Linked DNA regions of Homo sapiens: region 2 is linked to region 1. Evidence: read pairs that join two places in POLR2A ChIA-PET (ENCODE). Cell type or tissue: OCI-LY7. All regions are shown on one strand.

Evidence for each region. ChIA-PET counts read pairs that join two places held together with the same protein. Peaks named below come from ENCODE experiments on the same cell type or tissue, not always from the same donor. Only the 100,000 strongest peaks of a DNase experiment are listed, where the experiment ranks them.
Region 2: POLR2A ChIA-PET joins it to region 1 with 7 read pairs; 2 of 35 experiments call an interaction of 5 or more read pairs at or near these places.

Annotation. Positions count from the first base shown.
Region 1 is chr14:67,422,557-67,430,556 of GRCh38, reverse strand. It overlaps a transcript of GPHN not described here. Among named protein-coding and RNA genes, the nearest start is that of PLEK2, 14 kb to the right of the region's middle. In OCI-LY7, a CTCF peak has its summit at 3,259 (motif pointing left); a DNase peak (open chromatin) is centred at 3,236.
Region 2 is chr14:68,802,588-68,810,587 of GRCh38, reverse strand. No RefSeq gene overlaps it. Among named protein-coding and RNA genes, the nearest start is that of ZFP36L1, 14 kb to the right of the region's middle. RefSeq lists an enhancer at 3,393-3,442. In OCI-LY7, no CTCF peak of the experiment used is centred here; DNase peaks (open chromatin) are centred at 3,437 and 3,907; H3K4me3 peaks cover 1,357 bases; H3K27ac peaks cover 2,324 bases.

The DNA of each region.
Region 1 (8,000 bases):
CTGCCAGTTGAGAAAGCACTCCTGCTTCTTCTTTCCTTAGGATGGAGGGCTTATAGCAAAGTCACGTGAGCCCACGTGGGAAGGCTCTTTCTGCTTTACCATACAGCCCTCCCCTTGAGAGCACCCAGGCATTCCAGGGGACCAGGCGTGGGTCCGGCACAGGCTTGCACAGGAACAAGAGCCACCTTGTCCCCTAGGCCTGGATCCTTCCTAACTTACAGTGGGTATTTTTCCTCCCTAGGCCCGTATGTTATTCCCTATAATCTACCCTTCCCAGCCTGACTCTGTATAGATGAACCTGAGTATACAGGGTTCAAGCTCTGTCCCAGGGAAATCTGGGTCCATGTCATCCAAGCTCTGTGGTTTTGTGGAGGGGACTGGAATGTGTGATTGTGGCCTGTCTCCATGTCCCATCGTACCCGTGCCTCAGCTCCAACCAAGGCATAGCCAGGTTCGGGCTCCTCTCGCAGGAGTTTTATCAGAGTGCTTGTGATTCCCTTGTGTGCCTTAATCATTAAGAGCAGCGACTTTGGAGTCAAAGACAAACCTGGGTACCATCTGCTCCACAGTTTATGAGCCACGTGATCTTGAGGAAGTTACTTAATCTCTTGGAATCTCTTGGAATCTGTTTCTTCATTTGTAAAATGAGGAAGGTAACAGAGCTCTTAAAGCTGTTACTTGTAGCGCTGTTGAAAGAATTAACTGAGATAATGTATCTAAGTACCAGCTTGGTGCTGGTACTGTATCTGGCATGCGGTAAAACCTTAAGGAATGTTAGTTTTCATCATTTTTGTTGTTGTTGCTGTTTATTTGTTTGTTTTGAAACACAGTCTTGCTCTGTCACCCAGGCTGGAGTGCAATGGCGCAATCTCAACTCACTGCAAACTTTGCCTCTCAGGTTCAAGCAATTCTCCTGCCTCAGCCTCCTGAGTAGCTGGGATTACAGGTGCCTGCTATCACACCTTGCCAATTTTTGTATTTTTAGTAGAGATGGGGTTTCACTATGTTGGCCAGGCTGGTCTCAAACTCCTGACCTCAAAAGATCCACCTGTGGCCATGAGCCACTTTAGGAGGCCGAGGTGGGCGAATCATGAGGTCAGGAGTTTGAGACCAGCCTGACCAACATGGTGAAACCCCATCTCTACTAAAAATACAAAAATTGGCTGGGCGTGGTGGTGGGTGCCTGTAATCCTAGCTACTCAGGAGGCTGAGACAGGAGAATCGCTTGAACCCGGGAGCCGGATGTTGCAGTGAGCCAAGATCACGCCACTGCACGCCAGCCTGGGCGACAGTGTGAGACTCTGTCTCAAAAAAAAAAAAAAAAAATTGTCCACTTGCCTCAGCCTCCCAAAGTGCTGGGATTACAGGCATGAGCCACCACACTGGGCCTCATCATTGTTATTGTTATTAACACAATGATCCCATTTTAGTCATGGCTTCAGCCCAGCTGAGCTTTGTGAACTTGAGCAAGTTATTTAATCTCTGTGGGCTCTTATTTTGTATAAAACAAGAGAATACGGGTCTTGAGCCTTCACATTCCTTCTAACTCTGTGATCCTGCTCTCATTTGACTCTAATGGGAAAATTCCATCTTTAAAGGAGACCAACACCAGCTAATCAGATGAGGTGGCTGACTGCTTACAGAGCGTGATAAGAGAGGCTGCACAAAGTTCACCTGGCTCCTCCAAACCAACGCCTGCTTCTCTCTCCAGCAGGCCCCCTACAGCCCAGGGCAGCAGTGGGGAGAGCTTCAGGAGCAGCCGGCAGATGATAACTAATACTAAAGGAAGGAGGCCAGGCCCTCAAGCCTGAGGTTGGAAGGAAGGGGCAGCGTTGAGTAGGGTGAGGGTCTGGCCTTGAGTTCTGGTGAGGGAATAGCTGGTGAGGACAGACTGACAATGCAGTTTCACCCGCTCTCTGCAGAGGCAGTGTGTGTGCTGGTGAGAAACCTGGCCGATGAGTCAGATGGCCTGAGTTGGAATCTTGGCTCTTCCACGTACCAGCTGTGTGACTTGGACAAAGTACTTAACTTTTCTGGGCCTCAAATTCCTCCTTTGTGAAACAAGGTAATGCAATGGTAAGAGTTCTCCCCTACTGTGTAGTGAAGATTAAATATGTACAAGCACTTGGAAAAGTGCTAGGCACATAAGTGCTCTAAGTGTTAGCTGTGAATATTATTCCAATCTTGGGGAGCAGGATAGAGCTTTGGGCTAGTGCACCGAGGGCGTCCTTGCATGTGGGTGTGGGTGGGTCCTCTGCTGCTGCACTGGAAGCAGTCAGAGGTGTGCCCAGCTGACCATGGGGGTCTGGGCATAGGTGGAGGCTAAAAAGGCATTGTCAGCTGGGCACGGTGGCTCATGCCTGTAATTCCAGCACTTTGGGAGGCTGAGGCGGGTGGGTCGCTTGAGGTCAGGTGTTTGACACCAGCCTGTCTAACATGGCAAAACCCCGTATCTACTAAAATACAAAAATTAGCTGGGTGTGGTGGCGGGTGCCTAATCCCAGCTACTCAGGAGGCTGAGGCAGGAGAATCGCTTGAACCCGGGAGGCAGAGGTTGCAGTGAGCCAGAATCGTGCCACTGTACTCCAGCCTGGGCAGCAGAGTGAGACTTTGTCTCAAAAAAAAAAAAAAGGGCATTGTCGAGCTCCTGTAAAACATCCTGGGTGTCTCGGAAATGTGTGCGAGAGGCTTTTGGGGATGGTCTCATGACAGTGCCAGAACATGCTAGAAAAGCACGGTGCCTTACAGTTACTATCACCCCCAGTGCAGGGGGGCCTGAGGAGACTAAGCTTACACACCCTTAAAAGAAACCAAATCTCCTAAGTATGAGTGTCCCCGAAAGGGCTAAAAACTAAATCGTTGTCTGCCATTATTAGCTCCTTAGCGTAAATGAGTTTCTCAGAGTAGGTGGTATTTAGTAGAGCCCTGGGAATAAGAACTGAAAATGAATGGCGACGGTAAGTCTTAAGACGGAGCTCTCGTGGGAAGCCGGTGGGTAGAGCCCTGGGCCGCCGACCTGGGGTTCCACCTGAGTGTGTTCGCGGCAGGGTGTTGGGATTCCAGAGAACAACGACGGAAGCCCCTGACAAAGGTGGCCTGCTTCAACTTCGCGTTGGAACCCAGGGCCCGCCGAAGGCCGCATTTCCACGGCCACAGCCAGCCAGAGCTGCCCTCTCATACCCTCTCCGTTTGTAGACCAAGGGCCCTTCCCTGCCCGAGACCTTCTCAACTATGCGGGACTCGGTCACCCTCTAGTGGCAACTGGGCAGAAGTTTTTCTCTTAAAATTGTCGACAACAGGATGATTTTATAATGGCATTTGGATAGTGCTTTACAGTTAACGGGACTGTCACAAATATTACAGTGTAGCTTTTCTACTGGAGTACGCCACCCACATCCCCATAGTCATCAGCCGCCTGAAGCATCCCTCCCTCCCCCGCGTGACACAATACACTCTGGCTACCTCCAATCCCTCCCTCCCCCGCGCGACACAATACACTCTAGCTACCTCCAACACTCCAGCTTTCCCATTGCTTTGGCTCATCTAGTTTTTCCCAGTGGGCAGAGGGAAGAGTCCTGGAGCCTGCGGAGGCCTGGGGAGGACTAGGTGACTTCTGACTCCTCTGCCCCTGAGCTATAAGCCCTAGGAATCTGCAGACGTTGTCTCTTAAAACTGGACATTAGGCCAGGCACCGTGGCTCACGCCTGTAATCCCAGCACTTTGCAAGGCCGAGCTGAGTGGATCACCTGAGGTCAGGAGTTCGAAACCAGCCTGCCCAACATGGAGAAACCCCGTCTGCACTGAAAATACAAAATTAGCCGGGCATGGTGGCACATGCCTGTAGTCCCAGCTACTTGGAAGGCTAAGGCAGGAGAATCGCTTGAATCCAGGAGGCGGAGGTTGCGGTGAGCCAAGATCACGCCATTACACTCCAGCCTGGGCAACAAGAGTGAAACTCTGTCTCAAAAAAAACAAAACAAAACCAAAAAAATAGACATTATCCACACTGTCCCCCGAACCCGGCAGCCTACCATTTCACAGTCTGCTGCTGCTGAAGGCAATCGCACCGGCCACTTGTGTTTTAAGGGGCACACACTGACTGTGCCAACAGCGAAGAGGCAGCAGATAGTGAAACTCCCACAGGGCACATGACAGCTGTTCTCCTACTTTCAAAGGTTTCACAGCCATGGTCCCAGGGCTTTGATTCTTAACTCCCTTGCTGAGATCACCATTGAAAACCCCAAGGGTGAAGCTCAAACCCTCTACCCTCCTCAGCAACTACCCAACTCAGCCCAGAGATCCTGTCGGACCACACAATAGTCTCCTTTGTGTGGGGAATCTTTTCGAGACTGTTGTTCTGCTTGTCTCTCCGCAGGAAAAGGTAATCTGAGAGTCATACTGAATATTTTAAATGTTAGATACTGGGTGTGTTTTGGGTTTTGATGTGTTTAGTAAACCACTCAGAGATGTTTTGTTTCAGGCAGGATAAGCCGGTTATTAAATTTTTTCATTGGCCAGGCATGGTGGCTCATGCCTGTAATCCCAGCACTTTGGGAGGCTGAGGCAGGAGGATCACTTGAGCCCAGGAGTTCCAGACCAATCGGCAATATAGCAAGACCCTGTCTCCACCAAAAAAAAAAATTTTTTTTTTGAGACAAGATGTGGGGTGTGGGGCAGGGAGGGAGCCCACAGGATCAGGCTGGCTCTCAGGATACTATCAGATCAGCAGAGACACGCCCACCGCTGTGGTTCTACCCTGTGTCTGGAAGTGGGTTCTCCTGTGGTCCTATTCCAGCTCCTGTCCATCAGAGCAGGTCCAGTTCCCCTGTGTTGTTGCTCCCTGAGGCTGGTCCCTGGGAGGCAGGGCTCCCCTCTCATTGCCTTAATTCTTCCCAGTCCCTTTTCGAAAGGAAGGACCTCATCCCAACTGGTTCACCTGCTTTGTCTTGCCGGGAGAAACAGTTTAGCTCATACTAAGAATGAAAACTTTTTGTTTGTTTGCTTTGTTTTTTGGTTTGGTTTTAGAGACTCTGTTGCCCAGGCTGGAATGCAGTGCTGGTATCTCAGCTCACTGCAACCTCCACCTTCTGGGCTCAAGCAATCCTCACACCTCAGCCTCTGGAGTAGCTGGGACTATAGGCGTGTGCCACCACACCGGGCTAATTTTTTGTAGAGATGGAGTTTCATCATGTTGCCCAGACTGGTCTTGAACTCCTGACCTCAAGTGATTCTCCCGCCTTGGCCTCCCAAAGTGTTGGGATTATAGGCATGAGCCACTGTACCTGGCCTACAAAAATTTTTAAAAATTAGGCAGGCATGGTGGTGTGTGCCTGTAGTCCTAGCTGCTCAGGAAGCTGAGGCAGGAGGATCACTTGAGCCCAGAGTTTGAGGCTGTAGTGAGCTGTGATCACAGCACTGCATTCCAGCCTGGGCAACAGAGTGAGACCCTGTCTCTAAAACCAAACCAAAACAAAGCAAACAAACAAAAAATTTTCATTCCTAGTATGAGCTAAACTTTGTTTCTCCCGGAAAGATAAAGCAGGTGAACCAGTTGGAATGATGTCCTTCCTATCCAAAGGGGACTGAGAAGAATTAAGACAATGAGAAGGGAGCCCTGCCTCCCAGGGACCAGCCTTGGGGAGGAAGGAACTGAGGGAAACTGGGTCTGCTCTGATTGACAAGAGCTAGAATAGGACCACAAGAGAGCCCACTTCCAGACACAGGGTAGAAGCATAGCCGTGGGCATGTCTGTGCTGATCTGAAGGGGCTCTGGGGGCAGCCCAATCCTGTGGGCTTCCTCCCCACCCCACACCCAGTGGAAGTCTCAGCAGGACCCTGCTCAGACAGGTCATGACCCAAGACCAGGGAGAATGCCGGATGCTGAGACTGGGACCATAGGAAGGAAGACTAGGGGTGGGCAGGGGCTTGGATCTGCTTCCTTTTTTTTTTTTTTTTTTTTAAACAGCGTCTTTTTCTGTCATCCAACCTGGAGTGCAGTGGCACAATCTTGGCTCACTGCAGCTTCAACTTTCCAGGCTCAAGCACTCCCCCCACCTCAGCCTCCCAAGTAGCTGGGACTACAAGCACACACCTGTATTTTTCATAGAGATGGGGTTTCATCATGTTGTCCAGGCTGGTCTTGAACTCTTGAGTTTAAGTGATCTGCCTGCCTCAGCTTCCCAGAGTGCTAGGACTGTAGGCTTGAATCACTGTGCCTGGCACACTTCATTCTTTCTTAATCACCCCCAATATTTTAGCTTCTCCTCTCCCCTTTTTATTTTTAATTTTATTTATTTATTTATTTATTTATTTTTGAGACAGAGTTTTTTGCTCTTGTTGCCCAGGCTGGAGTGCAATGGCATGATCTCAGCTCACCACAAACTCCGTCTCCCGGGTTCAAGTGATTCTCCTGCCTCAGCCTCCTGAGTAGCTGGGATTACAGGCACCTGCCACCAGGCTTGGCTAATTTTTTTGTATTTTTAGTAGAAATGGGGTTTCTCCATGTTGGTCAGGCTGGTCTTGAACTCCCGACCTCAGGTGATCTGCCTGCCTTGGCCTCCCAAAGTGCTGGGATTACAGGCATGAGCCACTGCACCCAGCCTCCTCCCTACTTTTTAAAAAAGTGCCTGGTGTTAAGCATTCAATTCCATTAGACCATATGGGTGGGAAAAAGGAAGTGGATTTAAAAGTCTTTCGTTCCTCCAACTATTCCAGGAGCCATCAGTAACACCCACCCCAGGGCTCACTTGCACTTGGACACTTCTGGATATTGTGACAGCCACACACTCACCTTGCTGGGAGGAAACAATGCCCAGTGAGATGGAAGAAATATTATGAAGCCTAAAGGAAGAAGCTGTGTTGGCATAAACCTCAGGCTCTACACCCTTCCTTTCCTCTCTGCGGTTCTCTCCAGACTGTGCCAAGGTTTGCCGCAACCCTCTCCCACCTTTTCTCAGACTTACCACTTCCCCTTTCCTATGCTATGAGCACCCTGATGCCCACTTTCCCTTTGAGTTCCCTGGTTCTAGCAAAGGACCCCTCCCCTCCCTCACCTGTGGTCCCTCCCCACCTTTCACTCTTGGCCCCCTTCAGAGCCCCCTCTTCTGTCAACACTGTGGGTGCCTAGACTGTGCCAGGGACTGGGGAAGCAGAGTCCTAAAATACAGTTTCTGTTCATGAAGAAGCTGGCTGTGGAGGGTGGAGGTGAGGCATGTTCACAGGTAAAAAATAATTACAAAATTATGTCATGAGTACTCTCTTAGAGGTCACTACAGACAGTCACTTAATTTTAAAAATTCAATCTTGCAAACAAATGCCCTCCCCCAACCCCTTTTTGGCCCTTTCTGCTGGACACAGTTTTGAGAGAATGTTTGTTGCTGTAGCAGAAGACACTGATGATGACAGGGCAGAAAGGGGGAAAACCGGCCACCGCTCGGTGGCTCACCCCTGTAATCCCAGCACTTTGGGAGGCTGAGGCAGGCAGATCACCTAAGGTTGGGAGTTTGAGACCAGCCTGAACAACATGAAGAAACCCGTCTCTACTAAAAAAAATAAAAAATTAGCCGGGCATGGTGGCGCATGCCTGTAATCCCAGCTACTCGGGAGGCTGAGGCAGGATAATCGCTTGAACCTGGGAGGCGGAGGTTGCAGTGAGCCAAGATTGCACCATTGTACTCCAGCCTGGGCAACAAGAGCAAAACTCCATCTCAAAAAAAAAAAAAAAAAAAAAAGATGGGGAAAGCCTAGGTTTTGATGGCAGCACTGAGCCATTGCATCTACTCTGGAATCGCCTACTCATTAAGTAACTAACAACATCTGTGTTGGGTTTAAGCCACTGCTGGTTGACTTTTCAGTTACTTGCAGCCCGAAGCATTCTAACTGATATGCATTTTCTTCCATGTATGAGAGAAGAAGTTAGGGGTGAACTGGGATGCACAAATTACAGTACTGCTGATCAGTCTGGGCAGGCCCAACTTCTTTGTGGAAAGGAATAGAAAGAT
Region 2 (8,000 bases), 1.4 Mb before region 1:
CTTTTTGTCACCTCTCAGTTTTTGATAGAAAAAAAAAATGTTACTTTTGGAATATATAGAAGTATCAGGGTCAAGTATGTAAGAATTTTTGGAGGGAGATGGGCTGACATGAGTACCATTTTCCTTGTCCCAGCTGATCAGAGCTCAGGGTGTGGCTGAACTTGGGAGGAGCAGTATAAGGTGCTTGGTGAGCCGCCTGTCTATGGGGATCCTGCCTCACCCACTGAGGACAGCCTGGGAATTGCACAGCTGGCCACTAAACCCAACACCCATGTGTTACTTTCTTTGCTTCTGGATTTTGCCTGGGTTTGCTTCAGCTTTCTCCCAACTCCTGCTCCCTTAGGGAAACGAAGAGTGGGCAGAGGTTTGATTAAGTAAGGAAATTGGAAAAACCAAAGCAGTCATGGAGAAGGGAGGCACTGACAGAATTACAGAAGACAGAGAACAGTTAGAAGGCTGAAAGAAGCCAAGCCGACAAAGGACTAGCATCTTCCATAAGTTTTCATGGGGTTTATGGACACAAGGCATTGAGGCATTGAATTTCAAGAAGCTGTTTGCCAACCAGAACGATGGTTGTGGCTGTCTTTAGGCTCCCTTGGGAACACCTGGAAATTAATTTAAATCATTTTAGTTGTTAACAAAAGTTGCATTTGCTGGGATTTCTCTGGCTTTGCATAGAGGTGGGTATGCCAATCTGCCATGAACCTCTGTTTTTCTAGAAATGGTGTGTCTGTGAGTTAGATGAGCCCTTATCCACAGAAAGGTGGCTGGGCCGGACCTCTCTCTAGATGAAAAGCTGATCACACCGCTCTACTCATACCTGATGTTCTCCTGGCACAGGGCTCCTGCTCAAATTCTCCAGTGAGCCAGCCATAGGGTATCATGATGGCAGCCACCCTACTCTGGGGTGAGTTGGACTGGTTTTTGGCCTTGTCCCAGGAAGACTAGCCCTTTCTCTGCAACAGACTAACAGCGGGGGTGAGGTGGGAAAAGTTAGGAAACACAAAGGCGAGAAGGAAAGCTTGCTTTTCTAGGACTGTCCTTGTTCAGTGTTAGGAAGAGTCTGAAATCCACACATATACAAAAGCCCTAAGACTCACTTGTAGTCACCCAGAACATTACTGAGTGGATTTGGTTGGGATCAGGGCAGTTGTTTTAAATTCACTGCTGCCTCCTTTTCTCTCCTGGGTCTTTTAAAAAAAAATTTTTTGGGTGTTGTTTGCTTTGACATTCTTCTCCCTTTTCAGAATATTTATAACTGGCCCCCTCTTTATCCTTCTCAGCTCCTTTCCCCACCTCACTCTGCCTTCTTAGCATAATTTTTATTTTCTTTTGGCCTGCCTTGTTTTACATCTGGATTCCTGGATGATTTATTTTGTCTGTTTCTTGAATTCTGATCCTCTCCCATTTCTTAAGAGTTTTTTGGGATTTTTTTTTTTTCCCTTTCAGCTTCAGTTCTTTTCCCTAAAGCTTTCCTTGGGTCACACAGCTTTTATTCTTGTTCATCTGTTTAAGCAGAGCTGGCAAGGAGGAGGCCACAGCCGGCAGGCAGAGCCACGGCGGCAGAAGAGGTCTTGGGCGCCTGAAGATTCTCCTCCCAGCCCTGGTGTCCTTCTGGGGAGGGGGATGGGGACAGTGCTGCTCTCCCTGTTAGGGTTGATGTTGTCTGCCAGGCCTGGGCTGAGGGTTGGGGCAGATGGTGTCTCCTCCACAGTGTGTGGGCCTGGGACTTCATGGCTCGGGGAGGCAATGGAATCCACCCTTCGGGCTGTGGGTTGGAGGATTAACCAGGTTAGACCAGGAAAGGCTGGAGCTCCATGGAGTTGCACCCACTGGGAATGTATTCCTTACAAAACTCGGTGCTGTGTTTGAAGACTTTGCAGCATAGGGACTGCCTCCTGGGACCCGAGTCTGGGTTTCCTTCAATTCTGACTCAGTGGCTGAAGTTGACCTGGGCATCCAGAGGTGTCTGCTGGGGAGACAGAGGCAGTTTTCCAGTGGAAAGTCCTTTTTTCCCACTATCACAGCCCTTGGCCAGTGGTCATTTTGAGGGTGCAGGGGGAATGCTAGAAGAGGCTGGTAATTGTGGGGTGTATTAAAGACTCTTGGCCGCTGGGCAAACCCCACCTGTGGGAGGCTCTGAGGGTCAGCCCTGGTACTGATGAGGCAGGTGGCACTTCTTGATGGGCATAGTGGCAGAGAAATCCTAGAAATTGCAACCACACCCCTCCCTGTCTGGAGTGGTGGGGTGGGGTGGGAGCATCCTGGGCCCTGCTCCCCAGCTGTCCAAGGCAAATCGACTGGAGTCCATCTGGCTGTCCCCACCGGTCCAGGCATGCTTCCCATCCTGGGGCGTCAGTCCTCAGTGGGTGCGGCTGAGGGGCCGGTGGATCAGTGCTCTGCCTGGGCACACCCGGAGCTGAGCGGCATCCTGGGGTGAGGGGGCTCAAGAGCTCCAGGTAGACACCCACTGGACTGCCTTATCTTTTCTAGGCTCTGTGCTGATGGTGGCCACCTGCTTCTCTGGCAAGTGTGGTTGAGGGCTGTTTCCATAGGCACACCTTGCTCTCTTTCTGGGTCCCATCTGTCCTTCATCATCTTCATCAATGCACAGTGTTCCCTGTCACTTGAGGGAAGTGCTGTTGGTTATATAAAGGCTTGAGACAACTCTTTGCTTACATTTTGTATTTTGTTTATATTTTCTAAGCCTTTAGCTCTGGAGTCCAACTCTCGGGGTCCAGCATCCTTTAAGACCCGAAAAGCATAAACTTCAGGAGGCCAAAGGCCCTTACTCCTAGGCCCTGTGGACTTGGTTTATCTCTGATTCCAGGCAGTGCCTCCTGCTTTATATAGAGGGCTATAATCAACAGGAGGAATGACTAGGGGATGGGTGATGAATGTTCTTCCAAGTTGCTCCCCTTGACTGTGGCAGGAGAGCTGGGGGCAAAGACCCAGCCTCTTTGACATAGGAATTCAAGTGGGGATTAGGATCCCAGCAGCCTCCTGCTCCTTCCTGCCTGGGCCGCCTCACTCCTAGCTGGGCCCCAAGTGCAGCCTCCTTAAATCTGTCCGTGTCAGTGCCTCCTCATTCCTGCCACCTCGCTCTGCCTTCCCTCTTCCCACGCACCAGCACCACGTTGTATAAATATTTACACCCCCGGGGCTGGCAGGAATCTTTCTCCAGCTGCTTCCCTGGTCTCTGGGAGAGCTTGTTTCCTCACCCAGCAGCTGCAGCAGATCTGGTTGCCTTTGGTCAGACAAGAGCAGGCCCTGGTTTGGGGGCCCACAGTACCCCGGGGTGGAGGGTGCAGTTGGTGGGAGAAACTCAGCACTAAAGAAGTCACAGGGCTGTGGCAAAGACCCGTCCTCTCTCACTCCCCCGCCGGCTGTCCACATGGCAACCCTCCAAGAGCTGTCTGATCTCTGCTCTGGCTGGGGAGGTTCCTGTTTCTCAAAAGAACAGCTCTCAGGGTGGAGTTGGCCATACCAGGGCCTTGCTAGGGAGTAGTGGAGGATAATTCCAAAGCAAACTCACTGATGCTAGGACAAAATAGTACCTTGGTTTACCTGTGAACACTTTACAGCTTACTAGTAAGTGTGAATCCCTTGATTTGCCCTGAAGATGACCCCACAGTTTAGAGCAAGACCCCCCTGGATTATCTGCAAACCAGGCCTCTCCCCAGCATCTGCCCCAGGCCACCCTCCCTCCCACCAGTCCCTGCCAGTCTTCCCGCCTCAGGGGTAGAGAGAGGAGAGGACAGACGCTCCTTCTCCCACCTTCCTTGGTGACCCAGCCAAGGAAGAAAACTGGCACTTGGGTTCCCATGGGCTGGGCACTGTGCACGGTACTTCCCCATGTTCTCATGTAGTTATTCAAGTCTCGGGCACAGCAGATTTCTTAGCTTCCTCATGCATGTCTCCTCTTTCTGCCAGCAAACAGCAGCAGCCAGGCAGCAGCAAGCCCCCAGATACAGAGCCCAGGCTTTCTCTAGTCCTGAGTTCAGCCAGGAACCTCTGAGAGCCAGCCAAGGACTGGACATCAATACTGGACTTCAATCTCAGCCACTTGCAGTAGGTGCGGGTCACCTGCTGCCACCTCCTGCTCCTGTGCCTCAGTTTCCCCTTACATCTGTGGGAGGTCATTAACCTGTGCTTTGTAAAGTATTTCAAATTTAGCAAAAAACAAGTTTGAAAAAAGCAACATCATTTCTTTTTTTTTTTTTTTTTTTTTTTGATGGAGTCTTACTCTGTCGCCCAGGCTGGAGTGCAGTGGCGCTATCTCGGCTCACTGCAACCTCTGCCTCCCAAGTAGCTGGGATTACAGGTGCCTGCCACCACGACTGGCCAATTTTTTGTATTTTTAATAGAGATAGGGTTTCACCACTTTGACCAGACTGGTCTTGAACTCCTGACCTCATGAGTCACCTGCCTCAGCCTCCCAAAGTGCTGGGATTACAGGCGTGAGCCACCACGCCAGGCCAAAAAAGCAACATCATTTCAAATCCTTTTTCTAGTTATAGGGGTTTGGGTGGCAGAAGAGATTGTTCAGGTATCAGGGACTAAGGAGAATGTGTGTTCAGTGCTTTGGGGAAGCTGGGGAGGAGGTAAACACGGTTTAAAAGGCCTGAATTTTATATCCAACAACCCCTAAAATTCAAGTAGTAGAGCCATTGGAGGTATGTGTGTGTGGGATTGGGTAGGGGTTCTCATGGGGGCCAGGGACAAATACCCCAGTTTCCCTCCACTCACACTTGTGCCGGAAAGAAAGCAAGCAGATTCTCTCTCTCTCTCTCTCTCTCTCTCTCTCTCGATAACGTACATGGAGAAAGGTAGGAAACTGCAATTTGAAAGTCGTGCATTTGTGAGACACTCCTGCTGCCTGCCTGTCTCTCCAGCCCCGCAACGTAAAACAAAACCCAAATAAAAGCCTGAACCCGGCAGATATTAATGCTACAGAGCCAGGGTTGGTGTGCAGGCACCCACCCCCTTCTTCCCCCTTCTGTTTCTATAAGTGGCTGAAATAAATTTAGCGAAACAACCCCACCCATCTGAGGGCCTAAGATTTCAGAGCAATGGGATTCTCTATCCTGAAAACCCCTGTTTTTCAGAGCTGAAAGCTTTTTGTTTAAATTCCTTTTGGGAATGGAATGCTCTTGATCTGAAATAATTATTATACTGCGGTCATCTATTCCTCATAGATAAATGCTTTGACACAGGATAGCTTGCAGAAAAGCTGATCTACAAATGCTCTGCAGCTTAAGATTGTCAACTCTATGGGGCCAATGCCTAGTTGGATCTGTTGGGGTATTTATTGTAAGATTATTCTTCTAATGTCGTGCATATTCAGCCAAGTCCCTCTGTTGTCTGTCATACAGAACCCTGATTGTGGCTGGCTAAGTTAGCGAAGTAGAGAAGTACTAAATCTTCATTTTTTTTCCACGAATACTTATTGAGGGCCTACTCTCTGCTAGGCACTAAGCCAGGCACTGGGAGTTGAGCTGAGAGCAGAGAGAGCCTGCTTTGATGGAGCATACATCCTAGTGGGAAGGGAATGTTAAAAAGTTAAATGACTACAAAAAAACTGGCAACGAATGTTGTATTTTAAAATGAAAGACTGAATGCTTTCCCCCTAAAATCAGGAACAAGGTCAGGGCATCTACTCTTACCATGCCTATTCAACACTGTATTGCAAATCCTGGATAAAGCAATAAGGCAAGAAAATGAAATACAATGCATACGTTAGGAAAGGAAGAAATTAAATTATTCCTATGTATAGACAATATGTGCTTGTCTGCATTAAAAACAAAAACACACCTGGTACAGGGGCTCATGTCTGTAATCTCATCACTTTGGGATGCCCAAGCAGGAGGATTGCTTGAGGACAAAAGTTAGAGACCAGCCTGGGAAACATAGTGAGATCCTATCTCTACAAAAAATTAAACTAGCTGGAATGGTGGCATGTACCTATAGTTCCAGCTACTTAGGAGGCTGAGATGGGAGGACTGCTTGAGCTCAGGAATTTGAGGCTGCAGTGAACTATGATTGCACCACTGCACTCCAGCCTGGGTAACAAGGTGAGACTCTACCTCAAAACAAAAACAAAACAAAAATAAGTAAACAAAAACACCCCAAGTAATCTATCAAAAAAATCCTCTTACAACTAAAGTGATTTTGTGAGATCACAGGAGACAAGGTCAATACACAAAAATCAACTGAATTTCTATAAACTAATACACAAGTGGAGACCAAGATTTCAAAAGGCTGGGTGTGGTGGCTCACGCCTATAATCCCACACTTTGGGAGGCTGAGGCGGGCGGGTCAACAGAGGTTGGGAGTTCAAGACCAGCCTGACCAACATGGAGAAACCTCGTCTCTACTAAAAATACAAAATTAGCCAGGCATGGTGGTGCATGTGTGTAATCCCAGCTACTTGGGAGGCTGAGGCAGGAGAATTGCTTGAACCCAGTGGGGTGGAGGTTGCGGTGAGCTGCGATCACACCACTGCACTCCAGCCTGGGCAACAAGAGCAAAACTCCATCTCAAAAAAAAAAAAATTACAATAGTTCTAAAAACTAGGAAATATTAGGTATAAATCTAATGAAATATATATAGAATCCCTGTGCTAAAAACTATAAAACAGCTGGGCATGGTAGCACATGCCTGTGGTCCCAGCTACTTGGGAGGCTGAGGCAGAAGGATCACTTAAGCCCAGGAGTTTGAGGCTAGCCTGGACAGCATAGCAAGACCCCATTTCAAAAAAAGATTAAAACTATAAAACACTGATTAAAGAAATCAAATAAGTCCTAAATAGACATACCATGTGCATGAATTAGAAGACTCAACATAGTAATTCTCCCTGTAGTGATCTATAGATTTAATGCATTGCCAATAAAAATCTCAGTAGGGTTTTTTTTTCTAGATACAGACAAGCTGATTCTGAAGTTTATATGAAAAGGCAAAGGAACTAGAATAGCTAAAACAATTTCAAAAAATAAGAAAAAAGTTGGAGGAATTACACCATCTTAAGACTTAGTAAATACCTACAATAATTGATCATGTAGTATTGGTGAACGGGTGGACACAGATCAGTGTAACAAAATAAAGAGACCTTACAAATACGGCCATTACATTTTTGGAAAGGTGTAAAGGCAACTCAATGGTAAAATGACAGTCTTTTCAACAAACAAACAGTGTTGCAAGTGAAAATCCACAGGCAAAAAAAGAACCTCAATCTAAATTTTACATCTTATATAAAAACTAACTCTAAATGGATTACAGATCTGAAGTAACTACTTTTAGGGGAGGATTCTAGGAACATGGCAGAGTAGGAAGCACTAGGAATGTTTCCCCTCTTAGAAAACAATTGCACTGGCAGAATCTGTCTGATACAACTATTTTGGAACTCTGGAGTCTATTGAAGGCTTGCAAATTCCAGGGGGAGGCTTGAACAGTAATTTGTGTTTAATTTTGGTCAATATCAGCTCTTAGAGCAGTAGCAGCTACCCATCCCCCACCTCCAACCCTATGGCAGACAGCTGTGCATATGTTCCTGGAGTAGCTTGCACACAGCTTACAGGAGCTAGGGTGGGCCAAAAGACCCTGTCCTCCAAATATCAGGGATTTGTGCTCTGATTACTGCTTCTGATAACAGAGATGTAGACAATGATGCAGGTGGCCATTGTTGTTGCACCTTCTCCCATTGTTTTTATTTTTTATTTTATTTTTATTTTTATTTTTTTGAGATGGAGTCTTGCTCTGTCGCCCAGCCTGGAGTGCATTGGGGTGATCTTGGCTCACTGCAACCTCTGCCTCCTGGGTTCCAGCGATTCTCCTGCCTCAGCCTCCGGAATAGCTGGGATTACAGGCCCCTGCCACCACGCCCAGCTAATTTTTGTATTTTTAGTAGAGACGGGGTTTCACCATGTTAGCCAAGCTGGGCCCACCAGCCTCGGCCTCCCAAAGTGCTGGGATTATAGGCATAAACCACCACACCGGGCCAA